3 separate regions of the Mus musculus genome follow, and regions 2 and 3 are each linked to region 1. Evidence: chromatin loops called from intact Hi-C (ENCODE). Cell type or tissue: left cerebral cortex. All regions are shown on one strand. Region 1 overlaps Rbfox2 (RNA binding protein, fox-1 homolog (C. elegans) 2). Region 2 has its middle 23 kb from the start of Gm41352. Region 3 holds the start of Rbfox2 (RNA binding protein, fox-1 homolog (C. elegans) 2).

The links. A loop is a pair of places that touch in the nucleus more often than their neighbours do. Peaks named below come from ENCODE experiments on the same cell type or tissue, not always from the same donor. Only the 100,000 strongest peaks of a DNase experiment are listed, where the experiment ranks them.
Region 2: a loop joins it to region 1, with 7 times the contacts of the local background. A loop is called at or near these places in 17 of 42 quality-filtered maps.
Region 3: it touches region 1 in a loop (2.0-fold over the local background); 4 of 42 quality-filtered maps call a loop at or near these places.

What each region holds. Positions count from the first base shown.
Region 1 is chr15:77,220,640-77,228,639 of GRCm38, reverse strand. The region is part of intron 2 of Rbfox2 (RNA binding protein, fox-1 homolog (C. elegans) 2); the gene reads left to right. Among named protein-coding and RNA genes, the nearest start is that of Rbfox2, 82 kb to the left of the region's middle. In left cerebral cortex, a CTCF peak has its summit at 3,198 (motif pointing left); DNase peaks (open chromatin) are centred at 1,614 and 3,200; H3K27ac peaks cover 520 bases.
Region 2 is chr15:77,333,102-77,341,101 of GRCm38, reverse strand. No RefSeq gene overlaps it. Among named protein-coding and RNA genes, the nearest start is that of Gm41352, 23 kb to the right of the region's middle. In left cerebral cortex, CTCF peaks have their summits at 1,311 (motif pointing right), 2,999 (motif pointing left), 4,386 and 7,954 (motif pointing right); DNase peaks (open chromatin) are centred at 2,973 and 4,430; H3K4me3 peaks cover 1,013 bases; H3K27ac peaks cover 1,156 bases.
Region 3 is chr15:77,302,054-77,310,053 of GRCm38, reverse strand. It overlaps Rbfox2 (RNA binding protein, fox-1 homolog (C. elegans) 2), which reads left to right and starts at 3,001. Exons shown (of 14, transcript NM_053104.6): 1 at 3,001-3,690. The coding sequence starts at 3,511. In left cerebral cortex, no CTCF peak of the experiment used is centred here; DNase peaks (open chromatin) are centred at 3,037, 3,368 and 4,104; H3K4me3 peaks cover 2,838 bases; H3K27ac peaks cover 1,999 bases.

The sequences.
Region 1 (8,000 bases):
CTCAGTTCATCATCAACTCAGTACGCCAGCATTCCACTGCTTCTGCAGCCCAGTCACCCTGTTGTAACTGATAGGACACAGTTATGTTAAATCCCATGAGGAGAAGCAGGAAGAAGCCTGTCTACTAGTAAAGGTTTAATTTTTTCTTTTTGGTGGTGGTTTGCTTTTGAGACAGGGTCTTCTTCCTATGTGGCTCTGGCTGCCCTGGAACTCTCTTTGTGGAGCAGGCTGGCCTAGAACTCACAGAGATCTGCCTGTCCCTACCTCTCAAATGCTGAGATTAAAGAAAGGTGTGCATCACCATACCTTCCAAAGTATTTTTGTTGCTGTTGTTTTAAGATTTATTTCATATCTACGAATGTTTTGCCTGCATTGTATGTGTGCCTGGTACCAGTGGAGGCCAGAAATGTTCTCTAATCTCCTACACTGGAGTTACAGATGGTTGTGCACTCCCATGTGGGTGCTGGGAATCAAATCAAGTCCTCTGCCAGAGCAGCCAGTGCTCTTGAGAGCACTGTATAGAAGTCCCTTCTTGTATAGAAGGGACTTAGGAATGGTAGCCCAGTTAGAAGAGGTCTTAGATCTTTATGAAAGCCTCAAGGACTTGTTAAGATTATTGATTTGGAGTTGGCTCTCAGAGGAAACCTTGAAACACAGGAATCCTAAGACTGGTCCTTTGCCACCTCTGAGTATTACAACTTTATACATTTACTATTATTAAGGGGATTATATTAATCTGTTGTTCAAGTTGGGACATTTCTGAGAGTGGGAAGGTTTGTTGACAATTATGTTGATACAGCCTGGACTAACTGGGTGGCATTGGATAAAGGCTCATTTAGCTGAGATTAAATGATACACTCTAATAGGCCACCGAGGATGGTTGAAGTAGGAAAGTAATTTTAAACTTTTGTTTTAAATTGCATACAGATCTACTAGTAGGAATGCTACCAGGTTGTTTCATAAACTAGCTTCACAAAATGTCCATTGTCTGTTAATTTTTGTTTATCTTTTGAGATAGCTTTCCTGTATGTTCCAAATTCACTTCCAATTTTGTATCTTTCTGCCTCAGCCTACTAAGTGCTGGGGTCACAGGTATGTCGCCAGACTTGGCAGTGTGTGTGCTCTAAGACATTAATGGTATTCCTAGTAGCCCCATAGAGGTCTGTTCTTGTTCTCTCTCAGTAGTTCTTTGCATTTGTTTTGCCTGCATCTAATCCGACTGAGCAAAGATTTCTCATGTCTTAAATGTTCTCAAAACATTCAAATGTGAACTGTTTGCAAGGAAACTCTAACCTTGATTTCATCAGTTTCTATAGTAGCTAGTTCTACTGTAAGAACTTAAGCTTGTGTGGCTAGGTTGCACATAGCCCTGGGCTGTGAGAAGGGCTTGGGGGAGAAATGCACACGTGTGACTGGGTTTATCTGGCAGAAGGGCTGGACGTGTGGCCAGCAAGTGATCTGAGGAAAGCACACTGCCAGGAACTGTAGCTGAAATGGCTTTGGTGTCCTGTCCTGAGTCACCTCAGGGCCAGCAGAGGCACATAGGTGAACAGAGTAGCCTGTCTGACATGCTCAGTTCCGTGGGATATTTGTAAACTAGGTGTGGTAGGCTAATGCTGCAGTGCCTTCTCGCGGTCCTTTAGAGTTTTAATTCAGACACATCTCAGTGTCTCACACTCCCGCTGTTTGTGAATGAGGTGTTACAGTGAGCATTGGAGCCGAGAACAGACTGGCTTAGGGTTAGGTGTTGAAGTCTCTGTAGAAATAGGATTATCAGTAAATTACAAAACCAAATGTTTGTAGAGTGTGTTGTGGCTTAGGTTTACAGCTTTGGGTCTTACTTGACCCAAAAGAGTGGCTCACCCAAATCAGGCTTGTCCCTATTTTATAAAAAGAAGACCAAAGTGCTCATGTCCTAAAGTTCTGTTTTTGTCAGGTTTTCTTCTTGTCTTGCTTTAAAGGGCTGGTGGCCTATAGTTTACTTCTTTATTTTAAAATTAGAGAAAATTATTGTTATATCATCAGGCTCTTGATTTGATTGAAGAATGACTTTTTCTGTTTTTAAAGTTCCTTTGAGTGTGTGTGTGGGTATGTTTTAGTGATTCACAGAAATGAGTGAAATTTTCAGAGCTGATAAACATCAGTTGTATGTACAAGGTGGTTGACAACTGAGGGTAGGCAGAGTGATGCGCTTTATTCACCAGCCGGAAAGTTTTTTAGATTTCTCTATTTGTTTATTTATTTTTAGTGTTTTCCCTATATGTATAAATGAGCATTATGTGTGTCTGATACCTTTGAGGTCAGAAGAAGGGATAGGGTCCCCTGGAACTGGAGTTATAGATGGTTGTGAGTCCCCGTGTGGGTGCTGGGAACTCAGCCTAGAACCTCTGTAAGAGCAGCTAGTGCTCTTAATCACCCAGCTACCTCTCTAGCCCCCGAGATCAGGTTTTGCCATGAACTTTTTGGAACTTTTGTTATTTTGACTGGGAAGTAAGGACAAAAGCAAACACATCTCTTGTAGTCATTTGTGCGTGTGCAGACAAAGCTGGCTGCTCTGTGTCTGGGTGGAGGATGGGGGAAGGGTTCAGTTACACAGCTTAGTGCCTCCAGGCTTAAAAATGGACACACAGCTCAGTGTAAAGGGTGCCTTTCAGTTTCTAAGACAGCGTGTGCATATATACACACACAATACTTTCTCTCTCTCTCTCTCTCTCTCTCTCTCTCTCTCTCTCTCTCGATTAGTTTTGCCCACAGCACTGCTATGTTTTAAGTATTGTACATTTTTCCATTTTATTCTATTCTATTAAAGAATTGTTGGTTGTGGTCAACAATTGATTGGTGGAAATTATTTCCTGGACTTGCTAATGGATTATAATCTGTGATTCTGGGAAAACATTATTCCAACCATTGTTGTCCTTTAAAATTCAATCTTAGGACTGGGAATGTCAAGGCTGCTTAGCATTCATGAGGCTTGGGTTTATACCTCATCATAAATACAAACAAAAGCATATGAGGATGCTCATGGCTTTAAGCATTCACTGCCCCACCTGTGCATTCAGTCCCCAGCTCTCCCTGACCCCAGCTAGAGGCTACATTAAAATGATGGGTTCCTAAGTTAAATATTTCTTCTGTTTCTTACAGTTCCCCACCCCCCTTCCCCACCCCTAAGTGTGGTGGCATCCTTGCACCCTCTAGTGGAGCAAGGGAGGTACATGCAGCAGTTTTCAGCTAAGTTAGTTGCTCTGCCTTGGCTTTTGCCCCTAGGTCTCTCTGTCTTCAGGTGTTCACAAGTTGGGTTTTCTGTTGCTACCATCATGGATCTGTAGAATTTGCATTCTGCTGTTTCCTATTTATTCATTGTACATATCCTCTGGCTTTCTGCTGCTGAAGATAGGAATTACATTTTATAAGCATACCTTCTTCCATCTAATAAATTCATTATTTCTTAAGTCACTACTTATCATTGCTTTATAGGTTGTATGATGCATCATTAACACTGCAAATATTTTTATAGTCAAGTGGTAAAGTAATATGACTACATTTCCTTTCTTATATACTATTTCTTCCATGAGCTAATATCTACCTATCTATCTATCTACACACATACACACACGTAGAATATGAATCTACTTAAATGCACATGTGACAATTGTTTTTTTTTAAAGCTTTATTGAAGTATAGTTTCCACACTATGAAGTTTATCCAATATACTGTTCCATTCAGTGACTTTGTAAATTATGGAGGAATGGCCCCATCACCATCCTCCAGTTTTAGGACATCTCTGTTACTCCCAACATTTGCTCAACTTCTCTTTTAGTTGTTGACTAAAAGACAAATACTGTGCTAGGCTTTCTGACTGAAACTTTCTTCTGGCTCTTTCCTGTTGCTGCACTTGTGTGATGCACCTAATCTATTGTCTGTGACTCTTACCTGCTTTAATCAACAATGTTTTAGTTTTTACATTTTTGAGCCACTAGAGTTGTATTGCAGCAAGTTCTCTATAATTAGCATTTGTGCTGACACACAGCTCTGGCCTCACTGGAGTCTCACTATGCTGCTTAGCATGTCTCTGCTGAGCACTCCCGTGCCGCCCCAACCTCTTCTCCTCTCCCTCATGTCAGGTTCTCTGTATTCCAGCTTTACTGCAGGGCCGGGTAAGGAAATGGGTTTCAGTTCCAGGGCCTTCCCTCCGGGAACCTCCATGCTTGCATTCAGCCCATCCTGAAGGCTCACAGTAGTTGCTGCCTCCACCATGAAGTCTTGCCTATAGGTTTGTGTAGGAATAGATTCTTGGTGTCTGCTGTCTTCCAAAGGATGTGCTTTCCACTTCTGTTCATACTTTATCACTGCCATTAAAAGATGGTTAGAAGCCTATGACCCAAACAGTCCTGTGATAAGAACCTGATACATTTGAACAGAGAGGGGAACCGAACAGCTTTGGTCGGACTGCCAGATTTCATCGCCTCTGCCTTGCCAGAACTTTATGAAAAATTAATACTCAAGAAGCAAGATATCTGATCTTCTGTGAGAGAGTACCTCTTACAAGTTTAATGACTTTGGTCAAGTGGGTATTAAATGTAAATCTGTCATTTTATCTAGCCTTTGAAGGCTCTTAAAATACCCAATAAATGACTTTATTGGATTACTAGATCGTCCCCTCTGTGTTTCCTATTAGGACTGCCCCTTGTTCCTCATTGTACCCGCAGCCAGTGTTTTCGAAAGCTTCCTGGCATCATGTGGGTCATAGATTGCCTAAGGATTTTGTAATTCTGTTGTTTTATGATTGCCCCCCATCCCCAGTAGTTTTAGCAGGTGTGCTCTGACCTCAAGAAAGCAGGTAGCCAGTGAAGGATGGTGTAATGAAGGCACTAACACATGGAGAGCACAATGGTGCCAGGGCCTGTAGGAGACAATAAGTAATATAGGTAAAGAAATAAGGCACAGGGAGGTTAAATCAGGCTCTGGAGTTCTGCGTCTCTGAGTTAGAGAATCTGAATTCTAAATCTAAATGTGCTAGCTTTCAAACTTTAGGAATTTTCAACTAGTCAGATTTTGTATTTCATTACTTTCATTTTGATTAAAGAAACAATTTAAAGAAACCTTTTGAGCTGAAGAGTTGTCTCAGTGGTTGAAAGTACACACTGATTTTCCAGCGCACTGGAATTTGCTTCCCAGTCCCACTGTACCTCTGTATATCAAATAGGTGTTTACAGCTTCCTCTAACTATCCAGAACGTCAATCTGGCTTCTATAGGCCTCTGCACCCAATGTGAGCATAAACGGTTTTGTGTGTGTGTGTGTGTGTGTGTGTGTGTGTGTGTGTGTGTGCGCGCGCGCGCTAATATACACACAACAAACACAAATTAGAAACAAAACAAATCTAAAAAGAATTTTGTTTTACATTGGATTTTTCTATAGTCATTAACTTCCCCTTCACTGAGAGATTATATCTTGCCCTGTTTCTCCCTATTATCTTCATATTGGTTCTCTTTGATCTCAGTGAGACCCCCAAGAAATCTGTATGCAAGGGGACAGAATTTTAATCTTCACTGGCACATGAGGGAATTAAGATTCTCAGTGTTGTGCGAGTTTGATAAGAAGCTGTAAGATGTGTCATACCCGGTTCTGTTTGGTGAGATGTACTGGACTCCAGACTTACAGGCTTGACACTTTGTAAAATAATTCCTCTTCAGATGCAATAAGAAAGCAATCAAGTATGATTTGGTGAGTCTTACAGTTTATTGCCACACAGAGAATTTCTTTGGAGGCTTAAAGGGCAGCAAACGAAAGTGGATGAAATGCTACAGACTATACTCAGTAGACAGGTATGTTAACCTCACAGTCAGGGGATGAGAACAGAAGCCTAGATAAAGTTCTTGGGAGATGGCAGCTTGCTTGCCACTATGTCAGAGATCTTTGCAGCCCAGGAGTCCCAGATGTTAGAGGATTGTACTGTGTGGTCAGGCAAAGCTTTATAGCTTCAAGGTAACATGGTATTCCTTGTGGCAGCTCTTGGAGGCCAGAGAGAGAGTGTAGCCCTGCAATGGCCTAAATGCTCTGTTAATGAAACTCTTGAGTTTGCATTATTAAATTCTAGTAGTTAAGATTAGTAACTTATATGTGGATATTGTTTAAAAGTTTTTGGTACCATTGCTAAAGGGTGGGATCTAAATGTCATGCTCTAGAAGGGAGGGGAATGGAAGCCATGTAAGTGTCCGAAGTAATTTTATAGCTCACAGCATAACATGAGTTACAGGGACAGAATTTGTACAGGTAGGTAAGTGATGAGCAGTTCTGGTGGAAATACGGGGGAGCTAGGGCCTGCCTCTTGGTTTCTTTCACTTGGGAGGCCCTGAAGCTGAACAGTTGAACAGTTTGAAAACCACTGGAGAATGATTGTAGGGCGTGGTGTCAGATCGAAATTCCAGTTTGGGCCTGGTATTTTACCTCTCTGAGGTTTTGTTCCTTATTGTACAAAGGAATGCTGAAAAATATTAACTGCAAGCGCACTAGGAACTTCCACAGTGCCTCTGGAGACAGGACGGGTCAGGCATGCTCAGTATGCTGAGGTGCTGGGCAAGCGACTGCAGAGGTAGAGGCCTCACATGGATAGTGAACTTCCTATGAAAATGAAGGCCCCCAAAACAACATCTCAGTGGCTGTTTATGTCAAGTATTAGGCTAGGTAAGTGGGCTCTGTGGGCCATCCACTCTGTTAATTCTGAGGGAAGGAGACAGAAACAGAAAATTCAGCTCTGATAACATTTCATTGGTGGGCCGAGAAATTAAAATTTTTAATAAAAGTTTCACCTGCTTTATACACACACACATGTATGTATGTATGTATGTATGTATGTATGTATGTATGTATGTATGTATGTGAGTATGCTATCACTGTCTTCAGACACACTAGAAAAGAGCATTGGGTCCCATTACAGATGGTTGTGAGCCACCATGTGGGTGATGGGAATTATCTCAGGACCTCTAGAAGAGCAGTCAGTGCTCTTAACCACTGAGCCATCTCCTCAGCCCCATTTCACAGCTTTTGATTTTTGTTTTCATATCTTAAAAAGAATACAAGACTGGGGTAGGGGAGCTGGCTCAGCTGACAAAATACTTGGTGCACAAGCCCAGGGACCCTAGTTTGATCTCCCACAGACATGGAAAAGCTGGACAGGGTAGACTTTCTTCGGTCTCACCGCCAGGGAGCAGAGACAGGGAGATCTCTGGGCTTTGCTGGACAGCCCGCCTAACTTAATTGGCAAACCCTAGGTCCCAGTGAGACACTGTCTTAAAAAGCAAGGTAGCCCTTGGGTCTCTATACATATAGATATTCATATGTACACAAGAACACCTGGGAAAGGGGAAGGGAGGGAAGAGGAAGGAGAGAGAGACAAAGACAGAGCGATGACAAGCTGATATGGCCCATAGACCATAGCTAACTGACCCCTAATTTAGATATTTCTTTTTAAAAACCCATGCAGCTTAGCTTTTGGGCCTGTGAGAAATAATTAAACAGATTGCTATCAGTGAAAGATCATTGTTAAGAAAAGCTTAGTCATGATGTTAGAAAAAGTCAGCCCCACCACTGTGAGATAGCTACACGTTTGCTAGTTCTTCTTATCCCCATTTATAGAGGCGGTTAAGATGTGGTTGTCTTATCAAAGACATCAGGCTGCATGAAAGAAGTGTTCTGCTTAGGTCTTGAATTCCAGCACTCGGGAAAGCAGAGGCAGGTGTGTGTGTGTGTGTGTGTGTGTGTGTGTGTGAGTTCTCCGAGTTCTAGCCAGACAGAGCCATATAGTGAGACCCTCTCTAACAAAAGGGGGATGTTCTAAATAACAAAAAGACCTTGAATCTTGGGTTTGTTGCTGATTCTCATGGCTCATATTTGTCATTTGACATTGGGGCCCATTAGTTTTCTCAAATGAAGAACTGGAGAAGGTAGACATGAAGACAATTTGTAGCTCTTGCTTTTAGCTAGAATAGTGCTGGTACAGTT
Region 2 (8,000 bases), 110 kb before region 1:
CCAGAAGAGGGCATCAGATCTCATTAAGGATGGTTGTGAGCCACCATGTGGTTGCTGGGATTTGAACTCAGGACCTCCGGAAGAGCAGTTCAATGCTCTTAACCACTGAGCCATCTCTCTAGCCCATCATGCTATTCAGTCTCTTTGACTGAATTCCTTTCTCACACCTGCCTGTTTACTCAAGCTTAGTTGAGGTCTTTAATAAACAAGGCTTTAAAAACTATTTCTGTGCAAAAGAGCATTTGGAACCTGATACTAGGCAATACCTGCAGGGCAACCAGGGCAGTAAGAAGAGGAAGGGAGGCACCAAGGAAGTATGTGTTGTCAAGGCAACAGCCTCTCCATCAACCATGCTGGGAAATGCCAGGGTGGAGCAAGCTCAGACTCATTCCAGCCAAGGTGTGGGAGAAAAGAGGTGTCTATTCCAGGTCCTGTCCACCATTGGCTGAGGGCCACTTCCAGAAGAGGGCATGTTAGTTTTTTTGATACATCAGAAAGGTACACAGTTGGTAAACAGAACCCTGGAGATGAATGAGGGGAAAAAAATTCAATTAAAGAAATAACGTTGGCTTCCTGTTGGAGTTGGAGTCACTGTGAACCAGAGTGGTTCTAGGCAAGGATTCATGAGCAAGGGATCTATACAATTGAATTAATGGCTTCATGGTTGTCTCACACGCCTCTGAGGATAGTTAATGACCCCATTATGGTCCTTCCTCTTTCCTTAAGTGCTGACCCATATGTTATGGAGCCTGGTGCTGGCTTCTCTCTAATGGTTTTGTCCTTTATTGCTTTCAGAGGCTTTTGTCATTTGCCTGGAGCCCGGGGAGAGGATGAGACAGAGTGTGGCACTCTACTCTCAAGGCTGCCTTGGGGACAATGGTTGTCCCTCAGCTGCCAGGCACAGTCTCATTTCCTATTTCTCCCATCTTCCTCTGAGATTTGCCCCTAGGGTCTGGAGTCAAGAGCTGCTGCTCACTGCTTCCTTGCAGAGAGGAGAACAGAAGGGATTAACAAGTTGAGACTTCTCAAAACATCTGAAACAACTGTCTTCTTGGTAACCTCAAGCCCTTCCTACCCCTCAGATGTGCTGGGGGATTTGGGAAACTCCAGGGACTCCCCTGGTTCCCCTCCTGTACATAGTCTAAGCCCCAAACTTCTCCATGTTTCTGTGTGTATCTCCTTCAGGAATCTCTTTCTCTCTGGTGATATTCCTGTCTGTTTTCCAGACTTGTGTGTGAGTCTATTGTTTTGTTTTGTTTTTAAAGATGTATTTATTTATTTATTATGTGAGTATACTGTAGCTATCTTCAGACACTCCAGAAGAGGGCATCAGATCTCATTACGGATGGTTGTGAGCCACCATGTGGTTGCTGGGATTTGAACTCAGGATCTTCAAAAGAGCAATCAGTGCTCCTAACCGCTGAGCCATCTCTCCAGCCCGAGTCTATTGTTTTAAAGCATCTCTTTTCTGTCCTTGTTACAAACTAGAGACAGGAGTAGCAATAAAAACATGTGCTTGTCTGATCATCTTTAGCCACATTCCAAGACAGATACATACTTTTTAAAGTATGGACCAGTGCTATAAATGTGGGTGTCAGCCCAGCATGGCGATCACAGCAGAAATCCCAGCATGAGGGAGACCAAAGCAGAAGGAACAAGAGCTGAAAGCCAGCTCAGGTTACAGAGACCTCAAACAACAACAACAACAAAAAGGAAACAAGATTAGGTTGTCTTCGGACTTGTGCTTCCTTTGAGCAATGTTGCTGAGATGAACGAAACATCAGCCGAGGCCACAGCCATTCCTGCCGAAGGCCAGATCTGTGTGTTTTCCTGTGAAGCTTCACAAATCACACCAGATGTTCCAGGAATTAGGATCAGAGTCTCAGTTCCAAGGAGGGTCCAGCAAGAGGGTCAAATAACACCCAGCAAGTGGGTCAAATAACACAGCGCTTAGGATACATTGTTTACTTTTTTTTTTTTTTTTTTTTTTTGGAGACGGATCTCTTGTCACCCAAGCTGATGGATAACGTTAAACTTCTCATCTCGCTTTCATCTCCCAAATGCTAGAGTTACAGGTGTGCATAAGGACCAAACCCAGGGCTGTACATGCTAGGTAAGCATGCTGCCCTCTGAGCCAAATCCCTGGCCTGTTTATGTAATGTCCTATGTATTATATGGAACATGCTAACACTCAAAAAGTATTTGCCTGAAATTCAAAGTTAGCTGAGAATCCTGTACTTTATCTGGCTGCCACATTGAGAACTGAGACGCAGGCAGGGCGTGTGTGCCCAGGACTAACCAGCCCCTTCTCCGAGGCCTTTGTTCTGATGATTCTTAGTTTTTTGTTTTGCAAAGGTCTCCAGCAGGGCCATGAGTGATGGTGGGTGTGTGCATGCAGAAGAAGCACAGTAAATATTTACAGATTGATAGTAAGAGCCAGGGGTGCTCAGCGCCCTGCCTCACATAGGTCAGAGTCCACAGAGGGTGGAAGAAGAGGCGTGAACCACACACTTCATGCCTCCTGGGTTTCATGGCTGGGGCAGGAAAGGCTCTAGGGTGAAGTCAGACCTGACCTCGGAGAAGGAACAGCTGAAGCTTCTAGAATGTGGTCAGACCTGAGCGGCAAGGTAGGGAGCAAAAGCAGGGAGCTGAGGACTCCCTGAGGTGCAGGAGACTAAAGGGAGTGTCAGGGGAGGGATGAGCTGGGAACCAGAGGGTTGGCAGAGCCAGTCAGGCCTGGAGGATGTGGTCAGAGAGTGTCACCCTGTGGGAGACAGGACAGCAGAAGGGCTGAGCACAGGCTCAGATTCCTGCATTCTGATGCAGGCTTTTCCTCCGTGGGGCAGGGAGCCTAGCACTCCGGCTCATTAAATCAGTCTATGTATGTGACATTTCTTTTATAAGCTCCGCTTTCCCTAGACAGCCCTCTGAGGCTCTGGTACCCACATCATTTTGTTTCAATGAGGCAGAAGCCCAGTGTGATCATAGCTGCCACCTCCTGGTGATGCTCATCAAAGACACCTTGTGGATGCTACCCAAGCCTACCTTTTGCTAGCATGGAGGTGGTGGTGATGGTGATGATGGTGGTGGTGATGATGCTTGTCACACACATAGTGACCATGCACTGGTCCAGAAATAAGCTACCCCTAGTCTCATTTGTTCACACAGTAAAAGGCTAAGGAAGGGCTGGCTAGGGAGAAATGTGGGCAGACCCCTGGAGAGCAGGGATGCTACAGAAACCTAGAAGGGGCTAGTCACAAAGGACACAGCCAAACATGCTCTAAGAGAGCAATGAGTCTCAGAATCCAGGGAGAATCTCATGAGGAAAGAAGTCGGAACTGCCCGGTGCAACGGCCACCATGCTGGGGCTGCTCATTCGGAGTCCCAGCATCATCGTCACATCACTGCCTCACCAGAGGAAGTCCTGCTGGCCTTGATAGCTTCAACCCCTACTAAAAACGTGGGTTCGGTTTAATTTTATGTTTTAAGGAGATGACCAGAGGAAAGAGAATACGGTGGTTGGTCCAGGTCCCGTTGGTAGGACAGGGGAACTTGGGGCGGGGGGTGGGGGGATGGGGCATACACATGAGTGAGATTACTGCAAGAAATGGGTTTATGTGTTTATCAGGGCAGACTGGGTAAATTCAAAATCTGCAGGGTGGGGAATGAAAGAGCTGGAAAGAGTGAGCACGCGCTAGTGCTGCTGTTCACAGCAGAATTCCTGCTGCTTCCAAGAGTCTCAGCTATTCTTAGATGACTCTTCCACTGAAGAACTGAGACCCACCCAGGTACTAGGTGTCTTAAAGTAAAAGAGCCATAAGCCAAGAACAATGCCTGCTGGTACCCCCAGAGTAACAGAGACAATGCCTAAAGCCTGGGCGTGTGGAGACTGCAGCCTAGCCGACTTCATGCCTAACACAGACCCCTGGAGTGGCGTAGGCCAACACCGTGTTGGGAGGAGCCTGGGGTACCACAGAAGTTCTGGGTTTGGGTGGGGCCTAGACGAGCTGCCAACCGTTTGGATCTGCTCTGCTGGCCTTGCAATGCTGTTCCATCTTGGTGAACTCGCTATGCCTCAGTTTTGCGGACTGAGAAATGGAGATAGTTACAGTGCTGTCTGTGGGACGGCTATGATGGGAATCAAAGGGACAAGAACGTGAAAGGGGCTTGAAACTAGACAACAAAAGCTCGTTGTACGACTTTGCTACCCCGAGCTCCTCACTAGGAAAGCGGTCCTGGGCTTGCGCGCGCCCCCTAGAGGAAAAGAAGAAGCAAGAAGGCATGAAGGCGTTCCTCTTTGGGAACCCTAGTCGCTTTGCTGTACGGCTTTGCAGAGCAGGCAGAAGGTTTCTTTTCTCCATCAGTTAAGGGATACTTGTGATGTATCACCACGGTCTCAAAACAGAGGTGGAGGCAGGCCACTACTCTTGCATCAGCAGGCAGGAACCAGCAGAGAGCCGCCTCCAGGGGGCGCGATGGAGCTTCTGCTGCGGTCGCGGGCCGGAGGCGCGGCTCGCCCCAGCGGGCTTCTGGGCGTTCTTGGAAAACCCTTGGAAAACACTGGACTTCCTGCCACGAAATGGGTGGGGACCGCAAGCATTTGCAATCCCGGGTAACACTGCGCCTGTAACTCCATTAGCACTGCCAGATTGGGGGACACCCATCACGTGGCCTGTCTGCTTTACGGGCCAGCCTGGATTTCTTGGAGCCAAGCTGGTTTCTCTTAGGTCCCTGGATGACCCAGGCTTACGTTTTTGATCTATTTGAATGTGTCTGTTGCCTTTTCCCTGCTGTAACCCAGGAGCGTTCCTTTAACTCAGCAGACCACACAGTGATGCAGGACAGACAGGGGGTCTTTCAGAGTCTGTAGGCGGTGGGAGCATGCAGGTCGTTGTTAGATGCTTCAGTGGCTGACCTTTGGCACAGCAGGCTAAAGGAAGGAAGAGGCTGAAGCAAAGGAGCTTTGGTTAAGACTCCCCAGCCAGGCGCCTGAACCAAAGCTGGTACCCTTGGACTCAGCCCTGCGTGGGCGCAGATGAGGCCGCTCTCATCCTGGACTCTTAAAAGCAATGGGAACCTCGCACACACAAATCCTCCAGAGGTCTCTTCCTAGCTAGAAAAGAAGCAGGCCAGGATCAGGAATGGAACCGGAGTCCTGGAAGCAAGCAGGAATGAAACCAGGTCTCCAATCCTGTTTCTACGAGTGCCTTCGTGACCTTGAATAATGCCAGTTCCATGACCCTCAGTCTCTCCTCGTTACAAGATGGGCTTGCTCTTGCAGAGGACCTGAGTTCAGCTCCCAGCACCCATGTGAGGCCTCACAACCATGTTTAACTCCAGTTCCAGGGAATTCAACATCTTCTTCCAGCCTCCACAGGCAACGTGCACACGTATATGTGATGTGCTGATATACAGGAAGACAAATATTCATACACATAAAAATATAAAAATATTGAAGGAAACCAAACCTTCAGGGTTTGGGTCATGGCTCAGTTACTAGAAAGCTTGCCTATCACGTGCTCAACCCAGGGTTCTGTCCCCAGCACCAAAATAAACCAGGGATGGTAGTGTACACCTGTAATTCCAGAGCTCTCGAGGCTGAGGCCAAAGGATCAGAAATTTGAGGCCAAAAATAAATAAATAAGTAGGAATAATTTGTGATCAGCTTTACTTAATTGTAGGTTTGAAGCCAGCCTGGGCTACTGAGAGCCTCGTCAAAAAACCACCTCACCCACCTTCCTCCATCAGTGGTTCAGCTACCTTCTTTTTTTTTTTTTTTTTTTTTTTTTTTTTTTTTTTTTTAAAGATTTGTTTATTATATGTAAGTACACTGTAGCTGTCTTCAGACATTCCAGAAGAGGGCACCAGATCTCGTTACAGATGGTTGTGAGCCACCATGTGGTTGCTGGGAATTGAACTCAGGACCTTCGGAAGAGCAGTCAGTGCTCTTAACCGCTGAGCCATCTCTCCAGCTCCCTCAGCTACCTTCTGAAACTACAGGTGAACCCCACTATTTGCATTTCTTCCAGAATCAGGGCCAAGGAGAATCACCTCTGTTTTCCTCAAGTCCCTGCTCCTTACTCTGGGGAACTAAGGTGACAGTCACCTGAGTCCAAGGAAAACAATTCCTTAGGAAAAGGAGATGGGTGGGAATTTCTAGCGTGGAACTAGCCTGCAACAACCAGCCAAGAAATGTTTGCTGGATGAATGAATTCACGGTCAGTTGGTTTGTATACAGATAAAACTTCGAGCTCTAGGCCCTACAGAGCTGGTTGCTCAAGGCCTTCAGAAACCTCTCATATTTCTTCATTGTGACAAAGGGCTTAGAACGTGGCCTGTGGGGCCGAGTTCGAACTCTTGTTTTGACACTGCTAGATGCTGAATCCTGGGCAAATGATTTAACCTCTCCTGGCCTCAGTGTTTTTGTCTGTAAAATGGAGACAATGGGGCCTGCTTCCTAAGTTCCTAGAAAGGTCAGGAGAGAATATGTGAAATCCACTAAGGGCCATGGACAGGAAGAGCTCAGGACATGCTAGCTGCTGTATCCATGCTGTCCAGGATTGTACCATACACAGACACTATCCTGGAAGAGAACCACTCAGGTCTCAAACATTTGCCCATCTGCTCAGCAAACAAACATGGTGTGTCTCCTGTGGGCTAGGTCCCCTTATAGCTGTGGGGGATACAGACTTCAACCATCTCTGCTCTCAAAGAGTTTGTGTATACATGGCTGGAGGGAAGAATGAAGGCAGACAGAGGATGCTCTGTAATACAGAGCATCTTGGTGGTCAGGGTTTACAGCGCAGGAAGGGGGTGGCAGAGATGCAGGAAGCAATGGTATCTGTGGGCTCCGGGGAGGTCTCCCAGATAAGGATGCTTCTGGGCAAAGATCCAAAAACGAGTGGGCAGGTAAACAGTGTAGATGAGGGAGGGGGCAGGGAGCTGCCTACAAGGAGGGGACAGCCTGTGTGAAGGCCCTGAGGTGGCAGAGAGTAGAATGGTCAAGGGTCAACAAGGTTGGAAAGGCTGATAGGGAGAAGGTGGTAGAGAAGGTGGGGGCGTGGCAGAGGATGATGAGAGGTGCTTAGCTTAAGCGACTAGGAGGAGGGAGGGGTTTGGGTTTTGTTTTATTTTGTTTGTTTTGTCTGTTGTTGGTAGTGGGCTTTTTTTCTTTTTTTTTTTTTTTTTTGGTTGGTTGGTTGGTTTGGGATTTGGGTTTTTTGTTTTGTTCTGTTTGTTTGTTTTGTTGCGGTGGTTGTTGTTTAATACAGAAGGCTTTAAAAACCTCCCAGGTCACTGTAAACAGTCTTCCATTTCACCAGAACTCAACAAGTGGCGGCTTCTTTCTCGCTTACATTTGTCTTAACTCTTTATATATGTGTCTTACCTGCACGTATCTGTGTGCCGTGTTCTTGGTACCTCTGAAAACCAGAAGAAGGTGTCAGAGCCCTTGACACTTGGGTTTCGTCAGATAGTTGTGAGTTGCTTTGTAGGTGCTGGGAATAGAACCCGGGTCCTTTGCCAAAGCAGTCAGTGTTCTTAACCACTGAGCCATCTCTCTAGCCTCCCGTGGTAAGGTTTATTTATTTATTAATGTCTATGTATTTATATGTATGTTTATGGGTGTTTTGCCTGCATGTTTGTCTGTGTATCACACACATGCCTTATGCCCAAGGAGACCAGAAGAGGATTTTGGATCCCCTGAGACTAGAATCACGGGCAAGTGTGAGCACCATATGGGCCACTGGGTCACTGGATATTGAACCTGAGACATGAAGAAGCAGCCAGTGTTCTTAACTGCTGAGCCATCTCTCCAGACCCCCAAGCGGTAGTTTCTTAAAGACGAATTGCAATGTGGAATATGGATTCAATGACATTTTTCTTAGTGTACTACATGGTCCATTTATTTTACATTTTTGAATTGAAGTTGTTTTTTATTTTAAGATTTATTTATTTATTATATGCAAGTACACTGTAGCTGTCTTCAGACACTCCAGAAG
Region 3 (8,000 bases), 81 kb before region 1:
TCCATGAGATCCAGCTGTCAGATATTTTCTCAATTAGTGATCTGGGGGGGGGGGGGGAAACCCAGTCCATTGTGGGTGGGGCCATCCCTGGGCTCCTGGGCTCTATAAGAAAGCAAGCTGAGAAATTCAGAAGAAGCAAGCCAGTAAGCAGCATCCCTCCATGGTCTCTGCATCAGCTCCTGCCTCCAAGTTCTGCCCTGTGTGAGTTCCTGTCCTGACTTCCTTTGGTGATCAACAGCAATGTGGAAGTGTAAGCTGGATAAACCCTATCCTTCTACAACTTGCTTCTTGGTCCTGATGTTTTGTGTAGGAATTAAAACCCTGACTAAGACAAACAGTGAAAATGGCAGGTTTTGATTTTGATCTTTGATAAAGGACATTTATTTGGTGACTTACAAAGTGAATAAAGTCATGATGACTGAGCCAGTGAGATGCCTTAGCGGGTAAAGGTGCTGGCTGTGAAATCTTGGTGACCTGAACTTGATCCCGGGAACCCATAGTGGAAGAAGAGAACCAACTCCTGAATGTCGTCTCCGGACCAACATATGTGTGCTGTGGCGTGTAGATGCCTACATTCACAAGCCTACCTACACACAGGCCTGTGGGTGCGCACACACAAATACAGAAATTAAAAAAAAAAAAAAAAAGCTGGGTGGTGGTGCCACACACCTTTAATCCCAGCACTTGGGAGGCAGAGGCAGGTGGATTTCTGAGTTCAAGGCCAGCCTGGTCTACAAAGTGAGTTCCAGGACAGCCAGGGCTACACAGAGAAACCCTGTCTGGAAAAACCAAAAAAAGAAAAAGAAAGAAAAAAACCAAACAAACCTCATGATGGCAATAATGTTAATAACTGACACCTGCTTAGACAGGCCATCTTGCTCCTGTTGGTCAGTCTTTCTGTCTCTAGGACAAAGCACCTCAGGAATCGATGTAAGAGAGGAAGGGTTTGTGATTTCAAGTCAAAGTCACTCCGTGGCTCCAGAGTCTGAGTGAGGAGGCTAGGCATGAACACCACCACAGCAAGGATTATGTGGTGGGGCAAACTCACCTCCAGGTAGACTGGAAGTGGCAGATGGAGGAAGAGGCTGGGGACTAGAGAGACACTTTCAGACCAAGCCCCTAGCAGCCCGCTTCCTCCCATCTGTCCTCACCTTCCAGGTTTTTTTTTTTTTTTTTTTTTTTTTTACCATCCTCCAATCATGAATCAGTCAGTGCACTAATGTGACTGGGCTCAGCAATTAAGTTCTCAGGATCCAAACACTTGCCCTAAGTCTGTCAGCTGTTACCGTATGAGCCTCTGGGGGACTTTTTCGATTCAAGTCATAACATGATCAAAGTTCTTAATGTTGATAACTCACTTGATCTTCATAATAATTATTTTAAAAATAGTATTATTATGCTAATTTTAGGTGTCAGAGCTAAGCTGAGGGACAAGAGCCGTTAATTAACTCCCTCCCATAAGGTGTCAAGGCTTGTAAATGGCTAAGCTATTGCAACCTACAAACATACAAATACTCAGTAGGAAAACCCAGCTCCAAGGCAAGTTGTGCAGTCTTTTCCAACTAGCCTGCAAGCCCTTCTATTCCCTCTCTTAACCACCAGTGGTCCGGCATTACATGGGCAGGAGTGGTCAAGCCTCCCTGGGACTCGTCTGGCTCTGAAGCAGAGATCTTCATCCCTCTGTCCATTTTTAGGTGCTTAACTCAAGTTCAAAGGTCAAGTCACAGACTGGTTGCAAGTAACCTTAGACATCACCTGACCTGGGGTTTCTCAATCTCTGAACTATTGGCATTCTGGTTTGGACAAGTCTCTCTTGCAGGGATTGTTCTCTGCACTGTAGAGTTCTGAATAACATTCAAAGCTTCTATTCAGTAAATGCCAGTATAGTCTCCATTTGTGAAGAACAAAATTTACCATATGACAAATACGGAAGTGGGAGATGCTGAAAGGGTCTGAAACTTTTTCTTGGCTGGGAACCACTGATCCAAAGGATTATTTCAGATACTGCAGTTGGGATCCAAAGAGAAAAACTCACTTGTTTAAAGTAGCAAGCAAGGGTAAGGCTAGAAGCTAGGTTATTGCACAATATCCCTTTCCATGTCACAGTATGGAACCCTGAGAGGCAGAAGCAGTTTCTATTTACAATCAGGTGGAGAAAACCTACCGGACAGACCTAACTGCACAAAGCTGATAAGCTAGGAAGGGCTATTCAGGCAGCAAGGAGTAAAACCAAGAGATTGCCATCTTGACTGGCCACATATTTCTGCTTCAGGACTTGAACAAATTCAGGTCCATCCATTGGATTAAAACCATGTTTTCTACTGTCAGGCTCAAAATGGTTCCGTAAATGCCCTATGTAAACGTAAAGCTCTTAAAAAAACACCAGGCGTTATTTATTACTATTATTAGAGACAGTTTTTCTGTGTAGGGCTATCCTGGAACTCACTATGCAGATAGACCAGGTTGGCTTCGAACTCAGAGATACTCCTGTCTTTGCTTCCTACTTCCTAGGACTAAAGGTGTGCACCACCGCCATGCCTGGCAACATCAGAAATATTGACATCATTAGAGATGCAATTATTCGCTTCATAGCACCATTTCTCAGAAAAGTTTATATGGGAGCCATCACTCCTGGACTTCCCAGGTCTTGGGCTGGAGAGGAAGGAGGCAAAGGGACCTTCCTCTCGCAGAGCGCCCCTCTGCTTCCCTAAATCCCAGGAAGCCAGATGAGAGAGATCAGGTCATCACTTCTCACTAGTGCAACTAGTCCAAGTTGCTCCCCCGAACTCCTGCCCTTCAAGCTCCGCCCCCCGGCCACCGCCTTAAAAGAGGCGGCCCCTTCTCTCTCCATGCTTCCCAGAGCATCCCCGAGCTTCCCGAGCTTTTCCGAGTCCTTCCCGGCCTCCCGCGGGCGGCCCGCGCGGAGGCGACGGAGATTGCCGAGGGGCGTAGCCACGCCCCCTCACTACAGCCTCCTCTCGCGCGGGCGGCCCGAGTCCCACACATCCAGGTTCCTCCCTCCTTCTCTCCTTTCTCTCTCCCCGCCTTCCCGGCGCTGCCACAGTGGCGGGACGGAGGATCCCGACCAGTCAGCTCGCTGCGGCCTCGCGCTCCTCCTCCTCCCAAATAAACAGCCCTCCCCAAGCTGGGAGCCCAGGCCGTCCCCTTCCCCGCACGGCTGGCGAGTGGTGAGGGAGCGCGGGACTGAAGGACCAAGGGACCGAGGGATCGGCGCACGCGCGTGCGAGTGAGAGAGCGAGCGAGCGGCCGGCGCGAAGCCGGAGCAGAAGCCGGAGCCGGGGCCGAAGCCGAAGCCGGAGCCATAACCTGAGTCGGAGCGGTAGTGAAGCCGAAGCCGAAGCCGGGCTCCGGACCGACGCGCACGCACACACGCACGCGGGGGGCGGGGCCGGCGCGCGCCCGCCTGTCGCGACTGTCGGCACCGAGGCCCAGGGGGAGGTGGCCTGTCGCGGGTCGCCCGGCTCCCGGTGGCGAAGGGGGCGCGGGCGGATGGCGGAAGGCGGCCAGGCGCAGCAGCAGCCGCCTCAGCTCGGGCCCGGCGCTGCCGCCCGGGGCATGAAGCGGGAGTCGGAGGTGGAGTTGCCGGTGCCCGGAGCGGGGGCAGACGGACCCGAGCCCGGCCTGAGCAAGCGGCCACGCACAGAGGAGGCGGCCGACGGCGGGATGCAGGTGACCGCGCGGGACGGGCGCCCGGTTACGGAGGGCCGCGGCGGGCTCGGGCCTCCGGGCGCCGGGTGGGCCTGGCTGGAGAGTGGGCTTGGGGCCGGGTGCAGGGGCTGGAGGGGCCCCGGAGGCAGCGCGAGGGAGTGGGATTTTTTTTTTTTTCCTTTTGGAGTTGGGATTGAACAGGATCGGGATGCAGTCCATTTCTTAAGCCTGTGCTCAGTTTGTTGAGAAGTTGAGGGTTCTTGGGTCGATTTGTCCAGAGGAGAGCTGTTGGGCCGAGCTGAGAGCGAGGGAAGCTGGTGGTGGGAAAGCTCCGGAGAAGAAGGGCGCCTTTTGGTTTACACTGGGATGAGGAAAGGGGGAACGGCATGTGGAGAACAGACTGAAAAGCCAGCCAACTCCTGGAGAGAGAGCGAGCCCGAAAGGGGATGTGGCTTAGCTTGTGGGTTCAATCAGTTACTCGAGCAGTCTTGAGAAGTCCGCGGAGTTTGGTAGTGTGATGCTCTGTCTCAGTTTTGTGCAGCATGTTATTAAGTCTGGAGAGAGACACCAGGCAGATCCCGCCTGTGCTTTACCCATTGCATCCTACGTTCGTAGGATGCGGAGTAAACTCCTTAGTATCCTGAGGTAGAAAAGAAAATTTATAGGGCTGTTAGGAGACTGGTTTCTGAGTTGTGGCCTCCAGTGTTAGCTTGATTGTTGAGGGTGGGAAATGACAAAGATATTGATACAGGCGGTTAGTACTTAGTTTGAAGAAGGTAATGCATCCTTAAGGGCTTTAGGATTTGCTCTCTGTTTAGAAAATATTGGCTACGAAATGGAGAGGCTCACAGCAGCAACGGGATGCTTTCTAATTCTTTTAGAATCGTAGAATGTTAGAGATGGAAGGGACCAGAAACGCCATCATCTTTTCCACCAGGAGTTCTCAGTCTAATGTACTCGGAAGAGTTATGCAGAATGGCTTAATGTGCATTGAGTCAATACTTTGTATCTTTTTTTTTGGGGGGGGGGAGGGTGTGTTCAAGTTTCAGCGTATTTTAACTGCCTCATTTTTATTGATAGGGAGTTAGAAGTCCAGAGAAAACTAGTGACTTGCCTAAAGCCACCCAGTTAGCTGGTTCTGATTTCTATTTCTGTGCTCTCTCCATTACACCACTCTTGGAAATCTCTGCAGTACTAGGAGACTTTCCGTGCTCTGCCTTGACTTCCTGTGGCAGGGAAGGAGCTGGCATGTATGCTGTGTGCCTCTTGTCTCCTTTGCAGAAGCCACCCTGTTACCTCTGTTGATTTGGGCACAAGGGATTTCCTGGGCGTTTATTTTTGAATCCTTTTGTTTGCTGGCTTTTATTTCCCTTAGAAGAAGTCTGCCAGGCAGAGGGATCATTAGGTCAATCTGAAAGCCATAGAAGAATGGGAAGACTTAGTGGTTTAGCACTGGATGGTAAAGAGGGACCACTGGATAGAGATGCTGGTGAGTGTGTTCACTTGGAGTGTGCACACATCTGGTCTTTTTTCCCCTATGTCAATCTTAGTTAATAGTGTGTTCTCATTGCTTTCCCTTTCTTTTGCCTGGGGCCTATTATTTGCTGACTGCCTTCACATTGGCTAAGGATAGTGATACTTGGAAATGGAATAGCGCGAAGGGACCTTGGGATGTGCAGAGGAAGGACAGAATTAGGTCCTTTGGGTGCAATTGGATAACTTAGAACTATCCCACGGAGAATTATTTTACTCTGTATATTTGTGGATAGTCTTTACATTTCCCTTTGTACATTCTTAGGATTGTACTTTTTGTTGTTGTTGTTTGAGACATGGTCTTATTTGTAGTCCAGGTTGGTCTGAACTCCCTGTAGTAGCTGAGGATTACCTTGAACTCTTGGACTCCTGATCTCCCTGTTTCTACCTTCCCAGTAGAGTTCTGAGATCCATGCCCAGCTCATTACTGTAGGTTTCTCACTCCATGTCACACAGGTATTAATATCATTGACTTAGCCCTCTGTTTTCAAGCCCTAAGTGTATTGTCCTGGAGAAAACCCATATTTGGAGACCTCTGTTTTCTTATTTAGAAAAGTATTTGTATAAAACAATTCTTAGGTTGCTTTCTTAGAAATGTAAGCCAAGTTCCCTTTGTGTGTGACCTGGGCATGGAGACAAATGAATGAAAAGTTAAAACAAAAAACCTGAGGGTGTTTAAAACTTATTTAAGTGACATTTATCAAGCAGCTGTGACAATCTTAGGCTACTGCTTTTTGTTTGTTTGCTTTTGAGACAGAATCTCTCTGTTTAGTTCTGGCTGTCTTAGAGCTTGTTATGCAGACCAGGGTAGCTTTGAACTCTGAGAGCTCTGCTTCTGCTTCTGGTGGTGTTTACACACTGTTTTAACCCTACGGGATATGTAAAGAAACCCTACTTTTATTGGATATTATTCTATGGACAGAGACAAGTCAGCAGTCTTTGGTAGCATGGGAGAAAATTAAGCGGGGAAGGGATAGAGAAGCTTAGAGATGGCTCAGGAAGCTCTCTCTCTGTAGGTGACCTTTGAAGTGAAGATGTGGGTCTTCTAGAGGGGTTAGGGAAGAGGATTCAGGCCATTCAGTGGTTTAGGGAAGAGGAACCAAGAGAGTTGAGGCATTGGGAGACAAGTAGCTTGGTGTGCTGACCTAGAGGCCAAGGTAGCTGGGTCAGAATATGCAGGCATGGGTCTTCTCAGGAGATAACAGCAGCAAGATAGAAGGGCCTGGCGGCTAGACGGAGCTAGCTTATCTTCATATAGGCTTTTTGTGACTTGGTCTTCTTTTCTTTTTTCTTTTTTTTTTTTTTTTCCCTTTGGTTTTTTGAGACAGGGTTTCTGTGTAGTCCTGGCTGTCATGGAACTCACTGTGTAGACCAGGCTGGCCTAGAATGGATTGGTCTTAAAACATGTATTTTTTTCTCATCTCTGAAGACAGCTGGGCTTTTTCTGAAGTCATAGCTTGGTCCTTTAAGACTTCCCTGCCAGGTATTACAAAGAATAAATAAAGGAAATACACTTTCTTCTTTGTGGAAGCTTAGAGTCTAAGGAAGTAGGCACAATAAAGCCTCTAATGACAATAAAAGATGAAGCATAAGTACAAATAAATATACCAGCAGACTGCTGTATAAGGTAAGATGAGTCTTAATTATTACCTAGAACGTTCAGCAAAAGTCTTTACAGCAGTGAAAAGTTGGTATGTGGTGATTTTGTGGCTTAGTAACTGCTTCTGACCATAGTTATCAATCTAGAGTCGCTAAGTGAGTTCAGCAGTGTGAACAAGCATGTACATGTATGTGTGTGTTAGTATGTGTGTAAACATACACACGCTGGAGAGTGAACTTAGAGCCTCATCTGAGCTGCATGAGAGTTGTGTTGTTTCATTTTGTTTTGTTTCCAGTCCTGGAGATTCAAACCCTTGCAAATGCTAGGCAAGCATTCTGCCACTGAGCTATATCCCCAGCCCTATTTTTACTCTGTTCTTTGAGATAGTATCTTACTACTTTGCCTGGGCTGGCCTTGAACTTATACTGTGGCCCAGGCAGCCTGCTGTCTTGTCAGCCTTGTAGATCTTGGCTATCAGATGTAGCTCACTTTTTAGTGACTCTAGTAGTAGGGCGGTCTCAGGGAAGGGATTCTAGGTATCCTGTTGAATTTGGTATCTGTCTTCCTGTTTGCTTATTTTTGGGTTGATTTCCTTCTAGGTAGGTATTTGTACCCTCATTTGGGTTTTTGGTTCTGAAGCTGGGCATTGTGCTACTTTCAGTAAAGTTCCTCAATAATATGCTTTCTGTACAGGTAATTTCATGGGCAGTATCTCACTTAAATGACTTAAACCTGATTTCTAGTTGCCTTAGTTTACTCAGGCTGCCATAGCCAAATGCCACGGACTGGTGGCTAAATAGCAGGCATTTATACCTCACAGCTGTGAAGGTCCAAGATGGTGCCAGAGTGCTTGAGACCTGGTGAGGGTCTGCTTTTTTGCTTGCAGATAATACCCACTGGCTGTCTGCCGAAGTGGCCATTGCAGTAAGGGTGGAGAAAGTGAGAACTATGTAATCGTTCGATCTCAGCGGCCCCACCCTCACAACCTCATCAAATCCTCATACTTTCCAAAGACTCCATCTCCAAATGCTGTCTCATTGGGCGCTACAGTGTCCACTGATTTTTTTGTTTTGTTTTGTTTTTCAGGAGAGGGTTTCTCTGTGTAGCTCTGGCTGTCCTGGAGCCCGTTCTGCCTGCCTGTCTGCCGAATGCTGGGATTAAAGCCGTGCCACCATTGTCTGTCTGCCACATCCACTGA